Regions from separate parts of the Homo sapiens genome. Here region 1 is linked to region 2. A link is an interaction called in ENCODE POLR2A ChIA-PET data of the cell type or tissue named here. Cell type or tissue: B cell. All regions are shown on one strand.

The links. ChIA-PET counts read pairs that join two places held together with the same protein. Peaks named below come from ENCODE experiments on the same cell type or tissue, not always from the same donor. Only the 100,000 strongest peaks of a DNase experiment are listed, where the experiment ranks them.
Region 1: POLR2A ChIA-PET joins it to region 2 with 5 read pairs; 3 of 35 experiments call an interaction of 5 or more read pairs at or near these places.

What each region holds. Positions count from the first base shown.
Region 1 is chr4:70,605,971-70,608,470 of GRCh38, forward strand. It overlaps AMBN (ameloblastin), which reads left to right. Exons shown (of 13, transcript NM_016519.6): 13 at 215-1,318. The coding sequence ends at 760. Among named protein-coding and RNA genes, the nearest start is that of AMBN, 15 kb to the left of the region's middle. In B cell, no CTCF peak of the experiment used is centred here; no DNase peak of the experiment used is centred here.
Region 2 is chr4:70,843,031-70,845,530 of GRCh38, forward strand. LOC124900710 (a long non-coding RNA gene) reads left to right here. Exons shown (of 3, transcript XR_007058131.1): 2 at 1,103-1,241. It also overlaps a transcript of GRSF1 not described here. Among named protein-coding and RNA genes, the nearest start is that of GRSF1, 4.4 kb to the left of the region's middle. In B cell, no CTCF peak of the experiment used is centred here; DNase peaks (open chromatin) are centred at 101 and 1,331; H3K27ac peaks cover 418 bases.

The DNA of each region.
Region 1 (2,500 bases), 240 kb before region 2:
ATGCCGAGATCCACCCAGATAAGTGCAGAATCCTCTTCATTATGTTTCAAAGCCAGTTTAGTGAGAAATGAGCTTACACAAAGCTATCAATCAGCCAACTTCCTATTCTCCACCAGTTTTTTAGAGATCCTTGGTGAATGTGACCAGGTATAGCTGCATGGTATAGTTAATAGCATGTGATGATGGCATCTTTGACGAATGTTTTTTTTTCCAGGGCGGGAGAGAAGACCCAATGGCCTATGGAGCCATGTTTCCAGGATTTGGAGGCATGAGGCCCGGCTTTGAGGGAATGCCCCACAACCCAGCTATGGGCGGTGACTTCACTCTGGAATTTGACTCCCCAGTGGCTGCCACCAAAGGCCCTGAGAACGAAGAAGGAGGTGCACAAGGCTCCCCTATGCCGGAGGCCAACCCAGACAATCTAGAAAACCCAGCTTTCCTTACAGAGCTAGAACCTGCTCCCCACGCAGGGCTCCTTGCTCTCCCTAAGGATGACATTCCCGGCCTGCCAAGGAGCCCTTCAGGGAAGATGAAGGGACTCCCCAGCGTCACCCCAGCAGCTGCTGACCCACTGATGACCCCTGAATTAGCTGATGTTTATAGGACCTACGATGCTGACATGACCACATCCGTGGATTTCCAGGAAGAAGCAACCATGGATACCACGATGGCCCCAAACTCTCTGCAAACATCCATGCCAGGAAACAAAGCCCAGGAGCCCGAGATGATGCATGACGCATGGCATTTCCAAGAGCCCTGACAGCTCTAAGATATTAGCTACTTTCTGTATGCACAAGCTTCCCAGCTTTGTCCCCACAGTGTACCTTTTTGCTAAAACACTTATTACCCTTCTGCAGCAAAGGCATTAAAAGCGCTAAGCATATATTAATAAATGCAAGTGGCTAGAAATAGTGTAGGTCCCCTTCTTGCTTTCAATATCTTGTTGAAATAAAATGTGTCAATTGTCTCTGTGATTTAGAAACACTATTAATAACATCAGAGCAAGGTTCTAAGGGTCTCAGCATTTGATCATCACTTTTTCTTAGCTGTCTTAAGCATTATAGAATTTCTCTTACCAGCATGACACTATTATATTCAGGAAACATGGCACTGCTTTTTTCTCTAAGCAAAGGCAAATATCCTCATAATTCTAAGCTAATTCATTTAAACTTTATTAAATGGGGATTGGTGGAAAACTCCTGACTGGTATTACTGGGTTTGGTATAATTTAATTTAAAATTCTCATTTATAGAGTATTTTATTTAATCTAGTATAAAAAATCTAGCCTATTTTAAATAAAGAATTTTTCTCACTGAAATTATCAGGAATTGTATGCTTATTATTTATATAGATTTAAATGGTTCAAGAAAAGCATACTCATCCTCTACCTTTGCTTCTCTTTAATTCATTGTATTCAATTCATTCATTCTTTCATCAGAATTTTACTGAATATTCATGTCCTGGGTGCAGTGCAAGGTATCAAAGATACAGTCCCTTCCTTCAAAGCTTACAATGGACATGACTGACAAGTAGACAATCACCATAACAAAACCCTAGACCAAGCTCAATTACTTTACATATATTATCCCACAACAATACTGTGAAATAGATACACTCAACCCCACAGCACATGTGAAAAGTGCTATGAAAAGGCCAAGCACAGGGTGCCCCTGGAGCCACAGAGAAGAAGTGCCTAACCCAGCCTGAGGGTCATCGGAGAGTCTAGGAGGAATCAGACAAGTTTTCTCAGAACAGTTTCTAGAAACGGTTTCAAGAGCGAGAGCCCTCACTCTCCAAGAGGAAGAAACAGAAAAAGAGCCATGTGGGTGTCATGTGAAAATTAGCTCATTCCTGTGAAATATAATGTGGGAAAGGGGGATGCAGAAAATGACCCTTGCTTGTCACCAGGGCTAGGTTGTATCGAGCAGAGCTATACACCTAAATTAAAGGGCTCCCAGCCCAGATCTGGTCACTCCTACAAAGTAGCCTCCTACCCCCTTCTCTTCACCTTCTCCTAAGTGGCCCAACCCAGGTCTTCGACTCCATGAAACTCAAACTTCTCTACATCCATTGATGGAGATTCCGTAGATGCAACCCACAAAAAAGAGCCCTGAGATGCCTCCCAACCTGGGGACTTCAGGAGGCTTACCAGGAGCATGTAGCCACCACCTATTGCCTCCCTCTCTTTAAGCAGGGTTCTGCTCATCCTCACTCCATCAACTGCAGCTGAAAGAGAGATACAGAAGAAAAATTTCAGTTTGCCTCCCCTAGTGTCCCTGGCAAAGGTGCGAGGGTAGGAGAATGACCTCCATAGTAGCCAGCAGATACCCACTGAGATCTATCTTAGCATCGCAGACAGTTTCCTGAAAAGCAGTATGGTACAATACATATAAACAGATCTGGGTTCAAACTTTGGTATCACATCTTATTATCCATGTGACTTTCGATGTGAAACTTAATCTCTCTGTGCCTGTGTTTTCATTTCTATAATGGGGCTACG
Region 2 (2,500 bases):
GCACCTGCCATCCTCATGACAGAGTGAGACCCTGTCTCAAAAGTAAATAAATAAATAAAATTAAATTATAAGAGGCCATTGGTTTGGACTGAGCTCTTCTACTATGCCCAAAAGACCAAACCAAAATGCAGTTACTCACCTTCCACAAGACCAAGCTGAAACTAAGTTTATTTGACCTTCTGAGTAATCAGGAGAGACAGATAATGGCCAAATCCTCAAACAGACTGGTGTTAGCTGGCAGGATAAGGAAGGCCCCTTTGCTTTGACCTTTATAGGGAAAATACCTGAAACAACCAATCTGCTTTGTATTCTCTGTTTCTACTTTCCTTGGCCCTTTTCTATCTACAAACCCAACCTCCTTTGCTCAGCTCATCAAAACACTCACTCTATAGAATGAGATGTTGCCCGATTCTAGAATAGAAAATAAAAGCCAATTAAGATTTATAAAAGCTGAGGCCGGGCGCAGTGGCTCAAGCCTGTAATCCCAGCACTTTGGGAAGCCGAGGTGGGCGGATCACCTGAAGTCGGGAGTTCGAGACCAGCCTGACCAACATGGAGAACCCCCTCTCTACTAAAAATACAAAATTAGCTGAGCATGGTGCGCATGCCTGTAATCCCAGCTACTCAGGAGGCTGAGGCAGGAGAATTGCTTGAACCCGGGAGGCAGAGGTTGCAGTGAGCCGAGATCGTGCCATTGCACTCCAGCCTGGGCAACAAGAGCGAAACTCTGTCTCAAAAAACAAAAAAAAAAAAATTTCTAAAAGGCGTGTGCGGTGGCTCACGCCTATAATCCCAACACTTTGGAAGGCCGAGGCGGGCAGATCACTTGAGGTCAGGAGTTCAAGACCAGCCTGGCCAATATGGTGAAACCCCATCTCTACTAAAATACAAAAATTAGCTGGGCATGGTGGTGTACACCTGTAATCCCAGCTACTTGGGAGGCTGAGGCAAGAGAATCGCTTGAACCTGGGAGGTGGAGGTTGCAGTGAGCTGAGATCGCGCCACTGCATGCTAGCCTGGGCGACGGAGAGAGACTCTGTCTCAAAAAAAAAAAAAAAAAAGATTTGTAAACTAAATTCATTGTAATTTTGTCTTTTGACAGTTCTGGCAACTGACAAAGGGACCTAAAGGACACTGCTGATGACTTCTGAGACTCCCGGAGGAATATCAGAGAGGTGCCACAGAGCCACAGATGCCTTTTGAGGTCCTCGGTCTTCCTCATGGAGCCTCAAGGGTTATAGGTAAGTTCCGCTCGGGTGGACTCCTTTTTTTTTTTTTGGCTTTTGAATTTAGGATTAGTTTATGCTGTGAGACAGTGCATGACCTTTTGTGGTTTGCAGTGGCTGACAAGTCATTGGCAAGAGCTGCAGTTTTGTCTTGGCTGGGTGCGGTGGCGCATGCCTGTAACCCCAGCACTTTGAGAGGCAGGTGGATTGCTTGAGATCAGCCTGGCCAACATAGCAAAACCCCGTCTACTAAAAATACAAAAATTAGCCAAGTGTGGTGGTGCGCCCCTATAATCCCAGCTACTCGGGAGGCTGAGGCATAGGAATCATTTGTCTCAAACAAACAAAGAAAGAAACAAGCAGAAAACAAAAAGAAAAAACAAACAAAAAGAAGAGACAGGGGTCTGATGCTATTTTCCGGGCTGGAGTGCAGTGGTTATTCACAAGCACAATCACAGGACATTACTGCCTCAAACTACTGGGCTCAAGCGATCCTTCTGCCTTTGCTCTGAGTGCCTGGGATTATAGGATTACAGGTCTGTGCCATTAAGTCTGGTTTAAGAGCTGCAGTTTTTTTTCTTTTTTGGGGGGGGGGGGTTTGTTTGTTTTTTAGTTGTTTACCTTACTCATGGACTCAGGTAACAAGGAGCTGCATTTTAAGACAGTGTTGCTCTAAGTGGTTATTACTGCAGGAGGCATGAACTCTGGCTTTTGGAATCTGCTGGAATTTGAATTCTATCCTTTTTGTTAGGTTTTCTTGCATGCTTAGGTAGGAAAAAAATCACTGGGTAAGTTGGTCAAGGGGATCTCAGAGCCAAAGCCACCATTTAACTAGTGGGCACAGTTCAGGTACTTTAGAGCTATTAAAGTGCTGGCCACTAAAAAATGAGACTACCTGTTAGAATAAACTAGACATGAAACAAGGTAGCACTTGCCATCCTCAATAAAATGTTTATGCAGTGAGGTACACTGTGAAAGAATTATACCACCCAACCCCATGATGTTTCCCTCTTAGGCTGTTTTTTTTTTTTTTTTCCTTGAGATGGAGTCTCACTCTGTAGCCCAAGCTGGAGTGCAGTGGTGCAATCTCGGCTCACTGCAACCTCCGCCTCCAGGATTCTAGTGATTCTTGCCTCAGCCTCCTGAGTAGCTGGGACTACAGGCGGTGCCATCATGCCTGGCTAATTTTTTTTTGTATTTTTAGTAGATACGGGGTTTCACCATGTTGTCCTGGGTGTTCTCGAACTCCTGAGCTCAGACAATCAATCTGCCTT